Linked DNA regions of Homo sapiens: region 2 is linked to region 1. The links are chromatin contacts, found by Hi-C or POLR2A ChIA-PET in ENCODE. All regions are on one chromosome and are shown on one strand. Each heading gives the region's core, a stretch centred on a gene start or an enhancer-like site at or near the end of the contact. The rest is flanking DNA. Distances are from core to core; before and after follow the strand shown. Region 1 has its middle 390 kb from the start of FIGN. Region 2 has its middle 230 kb from the start of GRB14.

Region 1 (5,803 bases), core at 1,609-4,108:
ACATTTCTGCCTTAACTTGCTGAAGGTCATTAATAAACTTGCACTGAGTTAAAAGATTGCTAGAGATTGCACCTATGAGACAAATATTTCAAAATCAAAGCTCACAAAAAGTTACATGTAACTTTGTGCCCTAAAGATGAATGAGGGACACATGGCAGATCTTGAAGTAGTAGTTTATTTAAAGTACAAAGAATTCCATGAAAAATATTTCTAACCAGCAGTTGGTGCCCAGTTATCATGAAAAATGGCAGATCACCACTAAGCTATTTACAATGATAAAGAGTATCTAGGTATATTTGCAGAATTTATCTGTAAGTTTTTAGCTCCATTAATTTTAAACAAAAGTGAAAGTATAAAAAAGAAGAAACTCAAAGAAATTTGATCATTGTAAAGAAACAACAGAGAGAAACTGTTGTTACCTAAAGACTGAATGGATATTGTTAAATGGTCACCTTCTATGCTTTGCCAAATAAAAATATTATTAGCAAATGTTAATTGCTGAAGGAAACTTGTTTTTTCTCTAGATATGGAGAAAATGGTACGAGCTCAGAAAACACCTTCTCTTATGCTTTATATATTGTTATTTTTATTATATGTTCTTTGCTCTGAATTTGACTATGTCAGTATTATCAGCACGTTCAAACATAGAGGGGAGAAATAATTGTCTTAAAAAATCACAATCATATTAGTGTTAAAAATGACTTAATTCCTGGCTGTCAATTTCTTTTTTAATGTGACAGTTAGTCATTTCTTAGGCATCTGGTAATGAATTGCCAGAAACGGTTTCAATTCATCATTTCTAGTCACCATATTCATGGAGAAAACTGTGTTTAAATTTGTCCATGATGTTCTCAAACTTCTGGATTCAAAAACTTCCTGGACATTTTAAGTTTTTCAAATGTGATTTGAGGGCCTGCACTATTTTCAGTATGTAGGGAAGGGCCAAGGGAACACTGTTAATTCGAGAGGGCACAATATTGTAGTCAGGCATTTAAATTATTTGTAACTTTTCACCAGAAGTCGTATTCATGTTTTGGAAAATTAGTACTTAGCTAAGCTCCAAGGAAGAAAGCATTTTATTTAGTAATAGTTCAAATAATGCAGTAAAAATGTCTCTCTGTGCATTTGAACTGGCCCTTGTGGCCTGATTCAGTGTTTTGCCCATTTTCTCGGCTTTTTGAGCTTCGCACTCACAAGAAATTGTACAAAACACTTAGCACTATTTTTTTCATAGCTGGTAATGGGGCTTTCACCGCACAAAGGCAAGGAAAAATTATTTGGAAAGGTGAACAGGCTTTTAGAAAAACTAGAAAACACTCCTCATACATTTTAGGCTCAGCTTTCTGCCCCTTTCTTGCATGTTTTAAATCTAGCCACTGGGATCCCTGAAATAATATGCTCCTTAATGTTAAATACTGAATATGATCATTCATAACTGGTCCACAAAAACAAATTTCAGAAAGAAGAATGGTGTTAAAGGAAGATGACTATTTACTGATAGTTTTCTTTTTGTGCCTATGTAAATAAAATATATTTATCGCTTTGTTTATTTATCAAACTATCTCAGAATTCACATATGCATCACCAAAAATGTGGCTTTCGGCTCTTTTTGTAAATAGGTCCTATCATAAAGATTTTTAGAAGTTTTATCTTGTACAAAAAGGCAGTTTTCATCAGCAACGCGGCCATCTGTTTAGTGAAAATAGAGCTAGTTAGTGAACTGCAGACTGTGTGTGTGCGTGTGTGTAGAGGAGGTGGCAGTGAGGGAGTAGAAGGTCAAAGGGTAAATTCCAATTGCTGTGACATATTTTTATGAGCTGAATCATACCCAGCTTTTAGCCTTGAAAGGGGAAGAGGATCTTAGAAAAGGGAAGTCACATGCAAGGGCAGGTCAGGAAAATCCTCAAGAAGTGCTCTTCCAAATTAGCTGTTGATTGTTCTCCAACCCGCCATATCCATCCGTTTGAATTTTATTTTATTGTCCCAGGACTTGAAAAGATCTGTTTTCTATTACGCGAAACCCAGTTCAAATTTGTGTGGCAAAATATACAGTTATCTTGGAGCATTTATTTCCCTTTTATACCTTTGATACTGTTCTCCTCGTTGGAGGGGATGAGGGGGTGAAGCCTCCTTGCAAGTGGGAAAGGAGGAGGAGACTACGCGGGAGTTCTACCCAGCACGAGGCTGACAAAGCATTGCTACCGCAGGAAGGAAAATGCTAACGGGAGCGGGAGAAAAGACAGGAGGGGCCCCAGGAACCAAGCCTCGTTAGAGACCCTAACGACTCCACCTTAGCCTCCCCTCCCTGCACCCACGCTCTCTGGCAAATGTAGAGGCTATTTCTGCTTTTTACAAGAGGTGCTGCCGGGGTGGGGAAAAAAGAAGAAGAAGAAAAAGCTGATGCTAAAATCAAGGAAGAAACAGCAGAAGGGTCAGGGGCAGCAGTCAAGGCAGAAGCAGCTGCCGTGGCCGGCCCAGCCACAGTCATCTCAGTCCCAGCGGCGCGGCAGCCAACAGCGGCCGCCGCGGCGACAGCCCGAGTGGCAACAGCTGTGGGGAGGCTCGACTTCTTCCCTACGCCTGTCCGCGCCAGGAGTCAGAGTAGGGAGTCCCTATCGCTCCCATCTTCTGAGCAAGCAAATTCTTCTCATTCCTTCACTCGCGCCTTCTCAGCGTCAGCTGACCCGCTGCTCCCTCCCTTGCTTCGGGGATTGGCGCAACTGTCCGCCCCCACCGCACCGAGAGGCACGCGAATGACACCCGGGGTTGTTCTAGTAGTAGTAGGTGGGCCTGCGGCTTCAGGAGTGCGTTTCCTGAGCCAGCCAGACCTGGGCCTCTTCGGCCTCTATCACCCTGTTGGCTGAACAAAATGCCCGAAGGCGTTTTGGTGGTGCGATTGCCAGTGACTAAACAGGACCTTAATTTTCAAAGTTGATGGGGACAAACCCAGGCATAACTGGAGAGGGTGACCATTTCCAAGGCGTTGAAAGAAGACGAACAAATTAGGCAATTTCAGTATTATCAGAGACAGCATTATGACCCTTTTTGTTGTAAAAGGAACATAAATGTAGCTACAGATTGAATGAAGTTATAGGCCATAAAAGGGCAGGAGAGAAAAGGGAAAAGATAATAGGCACTGTCCATTTGAGCCTGTTACACTTACTGTTTCAAATCTATTCAGCTAGTGTTAGTGACAAATACATAATTTACCGGCAATAATAAATGAGGGAAGGAGTAAGGATAAATATTATGGAACGCAGCTGTGTGTTTAGAATAGTGACAATTGCTGTTTATTTGCTTTTCACTTATGAAAATTACACAGGGCAAGGTCATATGTGAGACATACATCTTTATATTATTTTTTCTCATATTTTTGAAAGTTAGGGTGAGTGGAAGCATTCAACTTTATTTTCCTTATTTAGATAAGCAAATATCAACAAACCTTTCTTAAAAGTGTAGATTTCTTTCTATTAAATACTTAGGCAAAACTGATTGTACTTTTTTTTGGCATTTAGAGCCATCTTGTTTACCTTCAGTAAGGTTATCTTATAATGATTGCTAAATTCTATCCAAAAGCTTATAATATTTCATATACGTTAACTTTAGCTCTCCCATTAAATTATGTATTTCTTTATGTACTTGGGCTTTTCACGAGGATTTTAGGCACATTATTCACTTGCTGGAAAATTAAATTGATTTATGTTTTTCCTCTTCTGTTTTTAAGTATAAACTCTTTAAAGGCAAAACTGGGGGTTTCTCCATAGGCCAGAAACTACTAGACTCACAATGATCCTTATGTAGATGCATTTTTGGTTGGACCAAACAAATAAGTTAAACTTCAAATTTTCAGTTTGTACACTTAGGGTAACTGGTTTCAATTAAATGGGGAAACACTTTTTTTTTTTAATGTTAAAGAACTTAGTGCCTTAAATTTGAAGAGGTAATTATTTGATGTGGTAACAAAAGAATATTAAAGAAGTAACAGTTTATTTTGAAATTTCAAAATGCATTAATTTTATATTTTGATTATTTGAAATGGAGTGGAATATTTACAAGTAAGATTGTATAGTCACATTAATAAATGTGATCAAGTTATTAATTTATATTAGAAAAACAATTATACTACATTTAGATAAATTATTTTACATAAATTTCAGCAACACTTTGAAGCATTTTATAAAAATTTGAAAAAAATTTCTTAAAGACAAGTGAATTGATTGTCAGATAGATCATTGTAATGTTTTTTCCAATGTACTATTAAGGAATTTTTATAAAATGATATATAAGATTAAATACAAATTTATATTTCATTAAGAATATTTTTTCAATAAAAGAAGAAGAAGAAAGCATTTATATATCTGTGGTGAGTTGGGTTAATATAATTTTTGTGTCTGATTTCATTTAGATATTTTATATTTTTATTCTTTGATTTTAGGATTTTGGTGGTTTTTTTGAGGTTTCACTTAATGTATACATAGGGTTTTATCCCTTATTGTCTCTTTTCATTAGAGAAAAATCAAAGATTTATTGACTCATGAGTTGATCATAATTTGTTATATTATTAAATCATTAATCTTTTCTAGATACAGCAATATTGCATGAAATTCATATTACAGTATTTTTATAAAATAACAAAATGAAAAACTGATTCATATAAAAGAAACAAACTTTTGCATCACATAGTTTAAAAATATGCATCATTTAAAATGTAGACTAAAATTGTATTTTATTTCTTTATAGTCAAACAAAAGCTCTCTGAATGAAGATTCAGGAAGAGATTTCTCGAGCTTTCTCTAAATTCAAAGTGCCCTCTACTGTCAAAAAAGTGTACTGCTCTGGAAGAGAAAGTGACAAATCTGAAATCAAAATCTAGACAGTGAGAGACAGACGGAAGAAAACTACAATAGGTAATGGCGCTGCCTCTCAGCCCTGGGGCGATGCAGTTTGGAATGTTCCATCAGTAAATAGTTACGCTCCCCTTCAAACTTAAAAGTTACATTAAAATTATTTGGAACTTTATAACTGTTGCTAAACTTTTATTTTCTTAGTCTTGCTTTTACAATGAAATTTTACTTTGGTGTTAACATATGATTTACTGTAAAGACTTGAACAATGCATATTGTGGACTACCCGACTAAACTTCAAAATTATGCATACCCAGATGTCTTTACTCTTGAGAAGTATTATTTAGAGGTTCTTTATGTATATATATACATATACAGTATTTTTATTTTTATCTTGGGTTTTATATATATATCAAAAAATAAAATATCATTACTATGACAAAGCTAAATAATCAGTTGATTCAGTGTGTGAAAAGAGATTTTTAGAAAGATCATGTACACAAATAAGGTGTTGCATATTTTGTTCATTCTTAAGAAGGTGTTTAAGCATTATGAAGACAGTCTTAAACATGCTCTGTGTATTTAGGTGCAAGCTTGTTACCTTCTTTTAATTAAATTCAGTGACCCAAAGAAAATTTTGCCGTAAGAAATTCAGGCTATTCCACAATGTTAAGTTGTATTTTGTAACATACTGAAAAGTAATGAAATTTAAGTTTTGCGATGGATATAGGTGAAAAATTTTAGAAATGTTTACTATGTTTTATCATATTAAAAACCATAATATGTTAATAAATGCAGATATGTTAATACAATATTAATATGTTACAATATATTAACAATGAGATAATTCTGATTGAATTCATAATTTTTATAATAATGCCAATAATTTGAAGTTAAATTAAAGAGGTTCTGACATAATTGAGGTGAGGGAAAGCAAATGATTTGTCAAGTCTCCAACA
Region 2 (5,803 bases), core at 1,315-3,814, 1.0 Mb before region 1:
ATTCAGGGAGAAGGGAATTAGCCTCCATCCCTTGATGGGAGAGTAACAAGGTCATACTGCATAGCTAAATTTGGGATGGGAGATAGTGCTATAAGAATTACTGGAAAATGCAATCAGTTACACTCAGCATCTTACTTAGTGGGGAGATAGTAGAAGTATACCTGCCAAAGTCAAGGCAAGATGCTTCCCATCTTCACTAGTCTTTAACAGGGGATTGGGGATTTTTGCCAATGTAATTAGAACAGAACAATTAAAGGTAGCATATGAACTGAAAAGGACTATCTCGCGCATGTGCATGTGCGTGTCTGTATACAAAAGAGAGAGAAAAGAAGTAAATATGTACAAAATTAAGATGGAGGTTATATAGATGCTCACCGACATAAGGAACTCAAGAGGTGCACATGATTGTTCTAGGCATACAGAGTGTATATTAAAAGTAGGCTTGATCTATGCCCTGTAGATACCTATAATCTAATAAAATATGCAAAAAACAGACCAAATATACAATCAACAAAGCAATGTAATTATAATTTTTAAAAATACCTCTTTCAAGAAGCTGAGGTGTAATTACAGATGTTCCAAATACAAAAACCTTCTGAGAAGAGGCAAAGCATGAAGGAAATTGTAAGAACACGTATGAAGTGGCAAGCAGGAGTAAAAAAGAAATGTAGACATGAGGACTAGTTTGGGAAGAATGCAGCTATTTGTGTGAAAAGTACTGGGTAGCAGAGTTGGTAGCTTGAGCTCATGCGTACCTGAAAGAACATTTCAGACAGCTCCATATGCTTCCATGTGGGGCGAGAGATTGAGGAAGGGGAAGGGATGCATGTGGAATATCAGTTCCCTCTATCTCAGTTGTTATTCTGTTCAAAAGTTTGCAGACGTTTGAGATCAAAGGTGTATAGTAAAAGTAATAATAATAATAGAACTAACGTTTATTAAGCCCTATTGTGTACTAAACATTGTGCTAAATAAGAAATGCTAGGCTCAGTGCTCCTAGTGTTATTTTCCACTGCACAGCTCCTTCTCTGAAAATTCACATGGCCTCTACACTGTCACAGAAGCCTGAGTAGAGAGCACACAGGGGGCTGAGATCTCCCTCCCAGTCAGTGATAAGTGGAGGGGTACACTGTGACCCACCTCCCATCTGTGTCCGAAATCCAAAGAGAAACAGAGAGCTCAGTGGGTATTATTGTACATGCCCTTTTCATTAGCATTCAGTTTTGGTCTGTTGCTTATGATGAGATAGGACAAGCATTTTCAGGGTGCTCCATTAAATTTCTTCCTAACGCCTGAATCTCTTCATGATAGTGGGAAGATAAGATGCCCTTGTCCTCAATGTCCTTTTATTATTCACTCTAACCTGGTTCTCAAGTGTCTCCATTCACCCATTCTGAAGCCTTCTTTTCCTAATCTTTGTAGATTATTTCTCCATTTTTTGAAGACCGGGTAGTTGGCTCTTAAATGTTTCCTGCGGTCCTTTCATTTCACTGAATTTTAAATATTTCAGCCAATTTGAAGAGTTCATAATGATGAATAAGATTAAGCTTGGAGCTTAACCTTTTGAAACTGGGTGACGCGTTAACTCGGCTGGAACGCTGGTTAATTTAACAGCAGGAGTTGAATTAACTTGTCACAGCTCTGCCATTGTTAAATTTCCTGCTCCTGATCCTTGTCCCAATCTTGCACAGCTTAGTTGTCCTGGGACCAGAGGATGAGCTGGGGTGAAGAATAGGGTGGAAATGGGAAAGGAAAGATGGCTTGCCTTGTTAGGTTGTAGCAAGGTGACCAGAAATGGCCAGATGAGGTATTTCTTTCAGTTGGGGAAGACTAGAAAGGGAGAGGAGAGGAGAGGAGAGGAGAGGGAGGGAGGGAGGGGCTTGGAAACTAAATGGCGATGCAAGGGAGTCATGGAGGAGTGTAAAGTGATGAATAGAAAGGAGATGAGATACAAAAGAGAGGCTTATGTTAAGAAGAGGCAATGGATGATGTTACATGATTTCCTGGGAATGCATTACATTTTGTGCATTTGAAGTTGTTAATATTGGCAGTCTGGTGCAGAAACAAAATTATCTGCTTAAAAATATTCCTTGCACTGGGCAAAAATGAAATTGTTGAAACATTGGAATAATTTCTGACATGATCTCAACGACAGAGATGTAATTCTAAACTGGGCTTAGCAGAATTATTAATTTTGCATATTTGCAGATCCTTGTCAAATATTTTGGCTTGATGCAATATAGTCAGGAAGCAGGTGTAGGGGAGAGAGTAAAGAAGTAGACGAATTAGTGAGGGAAAGCTAATCAGGGAACAGTGAGTCAAAGGTGGGTGGGCAGAGGTAAGAGCATAGCATTCTTTTTTCCAGGGAGGAGTGCAGAGAGGGCTTTTGTGGAAGTTGGGGGCAGAAAGCAGGATGGAAGCAGCTATAGCAAGCATGTCTGCACAGCTAACTTCCCCTTAAACAAAGTAGAAGGCGTTGCTGGGCTGGAATGCTCTGTGCATGTGTTGCTTGCCCCATGAGTCACTCTCAAATATGCATTCTCTCAGGTTTGCTATTCATTCTCAGACAGGAAGCTCTGTGCAGTTAAATAAGCTCCTTGGTTTTCAGGGCAGAGGCCTAATGACACCGGAAATGCAGGCAAAATGACCAGACTGCTTCTAAGCCACTTTGAGGTCCATCAATAGAGATCACCTAGAGCCTGTCTTCCTTTCAATTGTTTCAGTGGTGCCTTAAAGTAACACCTAAAGCACATTTTCTTTTATTTGTATGACTTTGTTTCAGGGCTCATGTTATTCCACAGATGCTCTAACAGGTTTTCAACTTCCAAGGTAGTTGCCCGAAAAGATGGTTGGCTGTTCAGGAGCCTAACTAGTGCTCAGTAGCTGGATCTGAAGCGGATTACTAAGGATTCCAGGGCCTTTTGCTTCTGTCCAAAATTACTTTAAGGTATAGCTATCAGATGGCTGGGCTGTGTCTGATGGATCAAGAGAGTGAGGCTGGTGGAGAGAAGGTGAGAGGGATAAGCAGGAGATAGAGGACAAAAGGAAGATTAAAAAAAGTGCAATAAGAGAGGAAAAGAGTGAAGAATTTCTTTAGTTTCAGTATAGAAACTAAACTCTCATGGCATTTTAAATTCATCAATTGCTGCTAAAAGGCACAAAGAAAGTTTTAAATCCAGGTATCTAGAGATCAATGCACTGCAAAGTAACCACAATAGAAGAAATTGAATGAATTAGTGGGTAGGAAAGTATTATCCTTATATGGCAAGAGCAGTTTGCTGAATGCAGTGCTTGTTTTGCTTCAGACATTCCAAACAGAGGTACTGATGTTGGTGAAGGTGGGGCAGAATTTGGGGGTATAAATTTGCGTAGTAGTTAATACTGCAATAGTGTTAACTACACATGGCCCCTTTACAACAGTGATAAAATTTTCATTTTTCTTGTTTAGAGTCGGGCTTCACTCTATTGCCCAGGTTGGAGTACAGTGGTACGATTATGGCTCAATGTATCCTCCAACTCCTAGGCTTAAGCAATTCTCATGCCTTAGCCTCCCAAGTAGCTGGGACTACAGGTGTATGCCACTTTGCCCAGCTAGCTTTTTTTTATTTTTAGAAATGGGGTCTGGTTGTGTTGCCCAGGCTGGTCTTGAAACTGCAGTAAAATTTAAAAATGTTTATCACCATCCAAAAATTCTATAATTCTCAAAATAAAAATAATAGTTAGTGAAGGTGAATTAGCTTTGCTCTCTAGCATAAGGATTTAGTTTTTTTTTCAAGTTCTAAGAGATCTTTAAATTATTTGGTTTCTAGAGTAATTAAGGGCAGCCCTATGTAGAACCTCTATAACTATCTTGTAACATATTGCTTCTCAATTTTATTTGGAATAACCTGAGTTTGGACTTAGTATTTCTGTTAGATAATGAAGATAAAATAAGGAAAATTTAGATTAAAAAGAAGAGGGGCACAAGAATTTCCTGAGACCTATCAGACCTGTCATTTCAGATGACTAAAGTAGTGATTTCCAAACTATGTTTCATGGAATAGTACATGAAATGGCATTTCATAAAAAATACATTCCAATACTTTATTACTGCATATCTTCAGGATGTGGCAAAGAACTCTCCAAATGTATTGACTATGGAATCACTTTTTTTTGGTCATAGAATACTAATTCCTACATTTTAGAACAGGGCTATTCTTTCTAAGAATATTACAGTCATTCTTCCACTGAGTTTCCATGACAGGGCTCAGAAATGACTTGGACATACAGCCTATTCGGAGAGAGGAGAGAATTCAACATTCTCAGTCCCACCAGTGTTATTTGATGCAGTAGGTCCCACATGAGACATATTCAGCTATTTGTGTCATGCTAGCGTGGGCGTGACCCTCAGCTTGGAGTGGCTTTTATTTGTGGTGGACAGTGTCCGAGGAACTTTATGAGTACAAGTTAAAGAAGTGGCATGGTGTTGCTACCAGGAAAACCAAGTCTCGAGGTTTCCAGGTTTCAATGTGCTGAGTGCACCTTTTACAGCTACAAAGCGGGAGCCGCGGGCTGTTCTGGTTCATCTGGATAGGGCATCTGTACTCCTAGTCAAATGGCCATCCAGGCACCTCGGTGCTACTTTATGTGCCTGTAATTTCCATTATGACTTTAGACTGTCATCTTTCAGCATATTTTCATTTATTGTTTTTAGCTACAATCAGGGCTGTAATAGGAGAGCCATTCTAGGGAGTGAGTGTGCAGATAAAATATGTAGACCCCGGCAACAGTGAGGTCTACTTAGCCACACCTCATATTTCAGTTCACAGAAATGTGTGTGGGGGCTGACATAAGTACTCCCTGTTGTGTTATTGCTTATGGCTCAGTAGCCCTTTGAGAAGACCAGAGAATAAAGGACTGCAGAGCGCCGGTGTTGAAACAGCAGTGCTAGAGAGGGTGCCTCCATGCACCCGAGAGAGTTTTATGTTTTTTAACAAATGTTTCTTGATGTTACCTTTAAATCCCACATGCGTTTCCTTCTCTTGCCATCCACATCAGTCGTCTCTCTGCTTTTCAGGCTTCCTTTTGAGGCATCAATGAACCTAAAGGAAACCAGCATGGTGGGAATTTCACGACAACTTGCAGCATATCGCTCTTTCTTGGCAAGGGATGTTACTGAATGGCATTCAGACTCTCACTGCAGGGCCACAGCTGATCAATAATTTTCAGGAGCCCCTTCTGACTGTGTCGGAAGCAAAAACCAGGGAATGTCACCAAATCAGTTAGAAATAGCACCCTGACAGGAAAATTCCAGAGCAGTCAAAAGATAAATTGTAACATTTGGTTATATTACTATGTGCTAAGGCTCTTTCTTGACAGGAGACATTTGGTTCCCATTTTAAGGTTGCAGAGGGCATTAACTAAGCATGGAGATAGGGCTGTGATGAAGGAGTGTTTCAAATAGCTACATTAAGAAACTGAGGTTGTCAAATCTCCCCTTGTGATTTTGAGGACGAGAAACGACCATTCAGGTATATACTAAAAGATTCCATTAGAAAATTATTTTAAATGCTGTTATCCTGGTAAAGCCTCCCCTGATGAAATGGAAATAATGTTATGATTTCTAAACTATTTTTTTTCTTACTTTTCTATCTGGAAAGTCTCTCATTTTTAATGTAGTACAGTTATATTTTTCTTAGCTTATTTTTTTGAAGTGGCAGTAGTAGGTCTACCTAGTTGCTGCATGATTAACTAGAAATTGCAACAGTTCATTAGTTTTTAAAAATCTTAAATAATGCAGCGCTTATACAGAACAATGGTAAAT

Evidence for each region. Hi-C counts contacts between places; a loop is a spot of excess contacts on that map. ChIA-PET counts read pairs that join two places held with the same protein, here RNA polymerase II (POLR2A).
Region 2: a map of PC-9 shows a loop between it and region 1 (5-fold over the local background). The contact joins two enhancer-like sites. A Hi-C loop is called at or near these places in 1 of 168 maps with a recorded cell type or tissue (PC-9). POLR2A ChIA-PET finds 5 or more read pairs at or near these places in 1 of 52 experiments (PC-9).

What each region holds. Positions count from the first base shown.
Region 1 is chr2:163,345,191-163,350,993 of GRCh38, reverse strand. No RefSeq gene overlaps it. Among named protein-coding and RNA genes, the nearest start is that of FIGN, 390 kb to the left of the region's middle. RefSeq lists enhancers at 1,754-1,923, 2,416-3,015. Within about 2 kb of position 2,858, at least 33 of the 41 ENCODE cell types and tissues checked have a DNase peak (open chromatin) inside an H3K27ac peak, as active enhancers do; they include PC-9, where a contact is called at or near this core.
Region 2 is chr2:164,385,417-164,391,219 of GRCh38, reverse strand. No RefSeq gene overlaps it. Among named protein-coding and RNA genes, the nearest start is that of GRB14, 230 kb to the left of the region's middle. Within about 2 kb of position 2,564, at least 2 of the 41 ENCODE cell types and tissues checked have a DNase peak (open chromatin) inside an H3K27ac peak, as active enhancers do; they include PC-9, where a contact is called at or near this core.